Regions from separate parts of the Homo sapiens genome. Here region 1 is linked to region 2. Evidence: read pairs that join two places in POLR2A ChIA-PET (ENCODE). Cell type or tissue: PC-9. All regions are shown on one strand. Each heading gives the region's core, and the rest is flanking DNA. Links, peaks and the distances in the headings are about the cores only.

The links. ChIA-PET counts read pairs that join two places held together with the same protein. Peaks named below come from ENCODE experiments on the same cell type or tissue, not always from the same donor. Only the 100,000 strongest peaks of a DNase experiment are listed, where the experiment ranks them.
Region 1: POLR2A ChIA-PET joins it to region 2 with 8 read pairs; 3 of 35 experiments call an interaction of 5 or more read pairs at or near these places.

The regions. Positions count from the first base shown.
Region 1 is chr2:203,584,374-203,588,768 of GRCh38, forward strand. No RefSeq gene overlaps it. Among named protein-coding and RNA genes, the nearest start is that of RAPH1, 51 kb to the left of the region's middle. In PC-9, for the core only: no CTCF peak of the experiment used is centred there; DNase peaks (open chromatin) are centred at 1,378 and 2,538; H3K4me3 peaks cover 391 bases; H3K27ac peaks cover 3,142 bases.
Region 2 is chr2:203,757,525-203,761,919 of GRCh38, forward strand. No RefSeq gene overlaps it. Among named protein-coding and RNA genes, the nearest start is that of CD28, 53 kb to the left of the region's middle. In PC-9, for the core only: no CTCF peak of the experiment used is centred there; DNase peaks (open chromatin) are centred at 1,697 and 2,337; H3K4me3 peaks cover 761 bases; H3K27ac peaks cover 3,218 bases.

The DNA.
Region 1 (4,395 bases), core at 102-4,101, 170 kb before region 2:
CCCCACTCCCCACAACTTTGCTTTAGGCTCCCAAGTAACTAAGACTCCCAGTTAATATTTTATTTTATTTTTTTGAGACAGAGTCTTGCTCTGTCATCCAGGCTGGAGTGCAGTGGCACTATCTCAGCTCACTGGAACCTCTGCCTCCTGGGTTCAAGTGATTCTTGCGCCTCAGCCTCCTGAATAGCTGGGACTACAGGTGGGCGCCACTGCACTCAGCTAATTTTTGTATTTTTGGTAGAGATGGGGTTTCACCATGTTTCCCAGGCTGGTCTCAAACTCCTGGTCTCAAGTGATCCACCCACCTCGGCCTCCCAAAGTGGTGGGATTACAGCACCGCGGCTAGCCCTTTATTTTTATTTTTTGCTATGTTACCCACTATGCCTAGCCTGACTAGATTCTTGATAGCACCTCATGACTATATATTAGACTCTAGAGGTGAAGAGAAACACAGGTGGATATGACAAAGGTAGCAAAATGGTGTGGGGTCATGGTTAGAAACATGGACTTTGAGCCTGAGTGTTTGGGTACAAATTCTTACTCAGCCACTTACTAGCTGTGTGACCTTGGACTTCATAATAACTTCACTTCTCTATGCCTAGTTTCCTTATTTGTCAAGTGGCAACTGTCATTGTACCTAGGGTTGTTGTAGGAGTTAATATTTATGACTATGTAGGGGAGTGTCTGAAACATAGTAAGTGCTATGTAAACATTTAAGTAAATAAGTGCAGCAATCGAGCTATATACAGGGTATTATAGGAGTACCTTGTCCAATTAGCAATATCAAACTTTTGCTTCTGTTCAGGTCTGTCCAAGGTATGGGGACATTTCCGAAGTCAGGAGAATTAAAAAAAAAAAAAAAAAGCCAGAGTTTGGCTGCTCAGCATCAGTGCAGCATTAGTGCAGGCCTTAGCCCACAACTTACTTCCACTAATGAACATTTGTCTCATTCCTTGGGTCAAATTTCTACCTGGTATCTTTGTCCTAGTAAATGAGTCTTTGTCCTATTTTCCTGCATCTTTAGTCTCTGCCTAAATTTCTGGTCAAGTCCTCAGTTCTTCTGGAACAGAGGTTCTGCCTTGATCTTGCTAATTTGCATGCCCGTAAGCTCCACTCTCCAAGCAGGGTTCCAGCTACCAGCTGCCAGGCCTGCTTGCTGCCTGGGTTTCTGAATATTACTTGCTCTAGGAGTCCCCATTGCTATTTTTCTTCCATGCATTTAGCCACCCATCTGCCTATTATTCTACTCTCCTGACACTATGCCCTGACCTGGCTGGTGTCTCTAATTGCCTGTTTTCCATGTGGCTGCCTGGCCCTTAGGGACAGGTGTTTGATCTTATCATCTCACTTATGCCTTGTTCGGCCACCACTTAATCTTCCCTACTGACAAGAAAGAAGGTGGCAAGGAAGAACGGCTGAGTGAGACACTCTGTGTTGCTCATCAAGTGACCTAGTTTAGTTTACCAAGGAATGTTTGGGTGTATCTGTTGGGGGTAGCTTATCATAAATAACTATGCATAGCCATATGTGTAATTAGGAGGGGCTTGCTCTCTACAAAGTTTCCTATGTGAAGACTTTCTCTTCTTGATGCCCCAGTTAAGGAAATTCCTTTACTAATTTATCTTCCTGAATAACCCGTCCTCCCTGAATAATCAGTTTCATGTGCTGTCCCACTGCTGCTAAATTACTCTAATGAAGTCATAATACTGTGGTTCTGGGCTTTCAAGTTCAGTACTTTCTACGTATTTTTCATTCTTAGTGTTTGCATGCAGGCTAAACATTCTAGGACGTCATGGTTTCCCCTCTGCTCCCCACCATTCCTATTTTTACTTCTCGGAGTTTTCCAAAACTTGATTATAGTCAATGTCAGCCCAAAGAATTTCCCTTTCCCTGGAATCACTTCTGTTGAACATGGCCACTTTTGTTTTGAATAAGAAAACCTAATCATCTCAATTACGATAATAACCTCGAAGTTGCATTACTGACGAGGGTGTCATGAAAGTGAGTCAATAGTGGAAGGGGAATAAAGGGCATAATATAATCCCCAGCTCTTAGCAACATAACCTAATTTTCATTCAGTCCCATGTAGCTGCCTAATTTCCATTAGGCGCATGCTGATTTCTTTTAGCCCCATGCACAGAAGACGATCTTATTTTCCCTTCAGTTCTATTTGGTACTTAGAGTTAATTGGAAACTTAATTATAAGTGCTAGAAGTCATCTGCAGAGTATTTCTCATTTGTGATTTATTATCCATTTTTATGGTATGCATTTATTTTCTTGATCGAAATAATTTTCATTTTAAATAGCATCTGACATTTGCAAGGGTTTTAAAGCACATTCATATATGCTATCTCATTAATTCTCACAACAGTCCTGTGAGGTAGGCAGAACTGTTATTATGCCTATGCTACAGACGAGAAAATAATGGCAGGGAAAAAGATTGTGGGAGAATAAAGTAAAAAGTGCATAGGAGGAAGAGCCTGATGATTAAGCACTGCTTGCAGCTCTGGCGTTGTTGACTATGAGCTGCATGCCTCTAGGCAAGTTACTTAAACTCTCAAGCTTTGTTTCTTCATCTGAAAAATGAGGGACTTAAATTTAGGGTTTCTTGCAGTTCTGAGTCTGTGTGATGTTTGTTTAAGCCGGCATATTCATATTAACCTTCCCTACTCAACCGCTGATAGGTGAGGAATACACACACACACACACACACACACAGAAGTACACACACACACACACACACACACACACACTCACATCAAGGACTCCTTTGGGCCCAAGAGTTGAGATAGGCAATCCTGAAGTGAGGGGGCTGGGAGAACCAGGGAACTGAGCATGTAGGAAGAGATGATTTGCTCTTGAAAAGGTGTAGTGGGGCTGGGCACGGTGGCTCACATCTGTAATCCCAGCACTTTGGAAGGCCAAGGCAGGCAGATCACAAGGTCGGGAGATCCTGGCTAACACGGTGAAACCCCGTCTCTACTAAAAATACAAAAACAAAATTAGCCAGGTGTGGTGGCGGGCACCTGTAGTCCCAGCTAGTTGGGAGGCTGAGGCGGGAGAATGGTGTGAACTTGGGAGGCAGAGCTTGCAGTGAGCTGAGATCGCACCACTGCACTCCAGTCTGGGTGACAGAGTGAGACTCCATCTCAAAAAAACAAACAAACAAAAGGTGTAGTGAATATTCATTCTAGGTTGAGTGAGGTGGCAAGTCCCAGCTGGGACAGCTTTGGGACCAGTTCAGTGCAAATTTGGAGGAATTAGAGGTTGGGAAAAGGTTGGAAAAGTGTTTCCTTTTAGGGGAGAAACAAACTGGACATCAATTACAAAGTTTCACTGTATGTTGGCTGATAGAAATATAGTAACCATTCGAATTTTGTGGCTGGGTGTGGTGGCTCATGCCTGTAATTCCAGCACTCTGGGAGGCTGGGCAGATCACTTGTCAGGAGTTCCAGACCAGCCTGGCCAACATGGTAAAACCCCGTCTCTACAAAAACAAAATACAAAATTAGCTGGGTGTAGTGGCACGCACCTGTAGTCCCAGCTACTCGGGAGGCTGAGGCAGGAGAATTGCCTGAACCTGGGAGGTGGAGGTTACGGTGAGCCGAAATCGTACGACTGCACTCCAGCCTGGAGACAGAGCAAGACTGTGTCTTAAAAAAAAAAAAAATTACAAAAATTAGCTGGGCATGGTGGCACGTGCCTATAGTCCCAGCTACTTGGGAGGCTGAGGCATGAGAATCACTTGAACCTGGAGGTCACAGTGAGCTGAGATCGTGCCACTGCTTTTCACCCTGGGTGACAGAGCTAGGCCCTGAATAAAAAAATAATACTTTTGGAAAAAAAAATAGCACCAAAACTCTGAAAGTAAAGCTACTCTATAAATGCAAAACTGTGATGTTATTTATTTATTTGAGACAGAGTCTGGCTCTGTAGCCCAGGCTTAAGTGCAGTGGCACAATCTCGGCTCACTGCAACCTCCACCTCCCAGGTTCAAGCAATTCTCCTGCCTTAGCCTCCTGAGTAGCCGGGACTACAGGTGCCTGCCACCACACCCGGCTAATTTTTTGTATTTTTAGTAGAGACGAGGTTTCACCGTGTTAGCCAGGATGGTCTCAATCTCCCGACCTTGTGATCCGCCCGCTTCGGCCTCCCAAAGTGCTGGGATTACAGGCATGAGCCACTGCTCCCGGCCTATTTATTTATTTTTTTGAGACAAAGTTTCGCTCCTGTTGCCCAGGCTGGAGTGCAATGGCACGATCTCGGCTCACCGCAACCACTGCCTCCTGGGTTCAAGCGATTCTCCTGCCTCGGTCTCCTGAGTAACTGGGATCACAGGCGGCCGCCACTTCACCCAGCTAATTTTGTGCTTTTAGTAGAGACGGAGTTTCACC
Region 2 (4,395 bases), core at 215-4,214:
TGTTCTTTTCTTTCAGATTAAAAACTCCCTTTAGCATTTCTTATAGGACAGTTCTGATGTTGATGAAGTCCCTCAGCTTTTGTTTGTCTGGAAAAGTCTTTATTTCTCCACCATGTTTGAAGGATATTTCCACCAGATATACTATTCTAGGATAAAAGTTTTTTTCTTTCAGCATTTTAAATATGTCATGCCACTCTATCCTGGCCTGTATGTTTTACACTGAAGAGTCTGCTGCCAGACATATTGAAGCTCCATTATATGCAATTTATTTCTTGCTGCTTTTGGGATACTTTCTTTATCCTTGACCTTTGGGAGTTTGATTATTAAATGTCTTGAAATAGTCTCATTTGGGTTAAATCTGCTTGGTGTTCTATAATCCTCTTGTACTTGAATATTGATATATTTCTCTAGGTTTGGAAAGTTCTCTTTTTTTTTTATCCCTTTGAATAAATTTTCTACTCCAATCTCTATCTCTATCTCTTCTTTAAGGCCAATAACTCTTAGATTTGCCCTTCCAAAGCTGTTTTCTAGATCTTGTAGGTGTGCTTCATTCTGTTTTCTCCTCTCACTGTGTATTTTCAAGTAGCCTATCTTCAAGCTCATGAATTCTTTCTTCTGCTTGATCAATTCTGCTGTTGAAAGACTGATGCATTCCTTAATATGTCAACTGTATTTTTCAGCTCCAGAATTTCTACTGGATTTTTTTTTTTTTTTGAGACGGAGTCTTGCTCTGTGGCCCCAGGCTGGAGTGCAGTGGCGCAATCTCGGCTCACTGCAAGCTTCGCCTCCCGGGTTCATGCCATTCTCCTGTCTCAGCCTCCTCAGTAGCTGGGATTACATGTGCCTGCCACCACGCCCAGCTAATTTTTTTGTATTTTTTAGTAGAGACGGGGTTTCACCATGTTAGCCAGGATGGTCTCGATCTCCTGACCTCGTGATCCACCCGCCTTGACCTCCCAAAGTGCTGGGATTACAGGCGTGAGCCACCACGCCTGGCCTGGATTTTTAAAAATTATTTCAATCTCCTTGTTAAATTTATCTGATAGGATTTTGAATTCCTTCTTTATGTTTTCATGAATTTCACTGAGCTTCCCCAAAACACATATTTTGAATTATCTATCTGAAAGGTCACATATTTCTGTCACTCCGGGATTGGTCCACTGGTGCCTGATTTAGTTGATTTGGAGTGGTCATGTTTTCTTGGATGGTCTTGATGCTTGTGGAAATTTATCATTGTTTGGGCATTGAGGAGTTCGGTATTTATTGTAGTTTTCACAGTCTGGGCTTGTTTGTACCTGTCCTTTTTGGGAAGGCTTTCCAAGTATTCAAAGAAAATTGAGTGTTGTGATTTAAATCTTTGATCACTATAACCATACCTGCATTAGCAGGCACCATAAGCCCAGTAATGCCGTGACTCTTGCAGATTCATACAGGTACCATCTTGGTGGCCTTAGATAAGATCCAGGAGAATCCCTAGATTACCAGGCAGAGATTCTTGTTCTCTTCCCTTACTTTCCCCTAAACAAATGAAGTCCCATTGTCCATGCTGAGCTTCCTGGAATTGGGGGAGGGGTGGCACAAGCACCGTTGTGGCCATCAGCACTGGGCTACACTGAGTCAGACTCAAAGTGTAGCACAGCACACTGAGTCTTACGCAAGGCCTGCAGTGACTACTGCCTGGCTACTGCAAATGTTCACTCAAGGCCAAGGGCTCTTCAGTCAGCAGGTGGTGAATCCATCCAGGCTTGTGTCTTTTTCTTCAGGGAGGTGAGCTTCCCCTGGCCCAGGGCAGGTCCAGAAATGCCATCGGGCAGCCAGGGCCTGGAGTCAGGAACCTGAGGAATGTACTTGGTGCTCTATCCTCCTGCAGCTGAGCTGACACCCAAGCCACAAGATAAAGTCTTTCCCACTCTTCCTTTTCCTTTCCTTATGCAGAAGGAGTTTCTCTCCCTGTCCACCACTGCCCTAGGCCCATGACAAATACTGTCAGGCTATGGCTGAAGTTCACACAAAGCCCAAGGGCTTTTCAGTCAGCTTGTGGTGAGTGCTGCCATGCTTGGGTCTCTCCTTTCAGGGCAGTGGGCTCCCCTCTAGCCTGGGGCAGGTCTAGAAATGCCTTCCAGGAACCAAGGCCTGGAATCTGGGACCCCAAGAGCCTGCTCAGTGCTCTACCCTACTGTAGCTGAGCTGGTCCCCAAGCTGCAAAACAAAGTCCCCTTTAATTTTCCCTCTCCTTTCCTCGAGCAGAAGGAGTCTCTCCCTGAGGCCACCACAGCTTGGAATGCACTGAGTCACAGCAGAAGCCAGCATGGCTCTGAGTCTCACCCAAGGCCTGTGGCAAGTACTGCCTGGCTACCACTGATATTTATTCAAGGCCAAAGGGCTCTTTAGTCAGCAGGTGATTAATCCTGCCAGGACTGGGTCCTTTCCTTCAAGGCAGCAGGTTCCCTTCTGGACCTAAATGTGTCTAGAAATGTTTTTCAGGAGCTAGTGCCTGGAATGGGGGCCTCAGGACTCTGCCTGGTGCCCTAACCTACTGTGGGTGAGTTGGTATCCAAGTTGCAAGAAAAGGTCCTCTTCACGCTCCCCACTCCTCTCCTCAAACAGAAGGAAGGAGCCTCTCCTGGAGCTGCGAGCTGTGCTGCCTTGGGCTGGGGAGGGGTGATGCAAACACTCTCTTGGCTGCTCTGGCTGGTGTCTCACTATGTCGCATGCCCCCCAAGTCCACTGGTTTCAAGCCACATGGCATCAGTAGTTGCTTAGGAATTACAGTCCTTGTGGCCTAGACTACCTTTCAAGTTTATTTAGGACCCCAGAGTACTTTAGCCTGAAGTGGTGGGGCTTGCTGGAACTCAGGTTCTGACCACTGGGATGGGCAATTCTCCTCTGGCTAGGGTTGGTCTAGATGCTCCCTCTGTGGGTTCTGGCTGAATTCTGCCCTGTGTTGCTTTCTGCTGTGGCAGGACAGTACTGAGTTCCAACGTAAAGTCCTGCAATCACTGCACTCTTTCTCCTCCAAGCACACACATTTTCTCTCTGCTGCTGCCAGGCTATGGGGGAGGGGTGATGTCAGTGATTCAAGACAGTCTTTATTACCTTCTTCAGTGTCCCTTTCCTTGATATGATGTTAAAACCATGCACTGTGAAGGAATGTGTATTTTTGAATCCATTCTCATGTTGAATCAATCCACAGAAAGATACACAAATCTAACGTCATTTCTGTTCAAACAAACAAAAAAATTCAGTTAGTTGTTGTGCATCTGTGATGTCAAACATCAACGAGACACTTGGATATAATGTTTGTGAATTTGTTTTCAGTCTTGAAAGCCTTCTGTGTAGAAGAGAGATAAGTGAGTTTCATTTTATGAGGCCCAGAGGTATAGAATAAAGACCAATGACTTGATTTCTCAGGAGAACCAAATTAAAACAGTTGAAGCTCCTCTCTGTTTCATTCCAAAATGGCAAGAGATGTATGTTGAAAGCAAGAATAAAGGGCTTTGGTTGGGCTCAAGAGGCGTCATCTGTTTAAAATATGGCAATAGTGCGTATTGTCCTCAAATTCCTTACCCCAGGTCAAAGTGTTAGGGAAAGAGGCCTGGTCTACTAATGGGTACATGGTTCCCAAAGGTATTCCCCTATCTAACATCAGGGCCTTGGTTAACAACACATTTCTTCTAAAAGGGACAGAAACAACTTCTTAACTCCACTTCCAAACTTCCTAAGAGAGCAGTGTGGGGAAATGATGATTCCTTGCTTTAATTTATACTGCCTATTTCCCTTCCACCTACACAGGAAAGGCAGGAGAGTGCAGTAGAACTGGCACTTCCTTCTTACATAGTAGGATGAAGTAATTGAAGTAAGATGAAGTAGGATGAAGAGTTGACTATATGCCTTGGACATCTCTTACGTATCACTGCAAATCTCAACCTTGCCTGTCTCTTTTTGCTCCTTCTATTGAGGCAAGCAGCTTCATGCAGTTTCAACCTGACAGTACCTCATCTCAGACGCCCTCTGAATGCTGCTCACCTGCTCTGGAGCTTCTGAGCTGATACCTTTGTGTAGATTCCTTAGAAACACAGTTGGTGCCCACATATGCTTGGCAGATTAGATTATGACTTTCAATCTTCATTCCCTCCCTGTAATAGAATTATACATTGAAACTCATTGTCAAGTGTTTTTATTTTTAGTACCTCCCAGTGGAAGAGATGGAGATTTTATCTCTGCCTCCTTGACTTTGGGTTTGGCTATATGACTTTGGCCAATGGAATATGGAGTGCATGGGATGCAGGCAGAAGCTGTAAATGTCTGTGTTGTTTGACTTGGTCTCATGTTTCTGCCATTCACCATGAGAAAGCATGGACCAGGAAGTTTCTGGTCCAAAGAGAAGATACATAT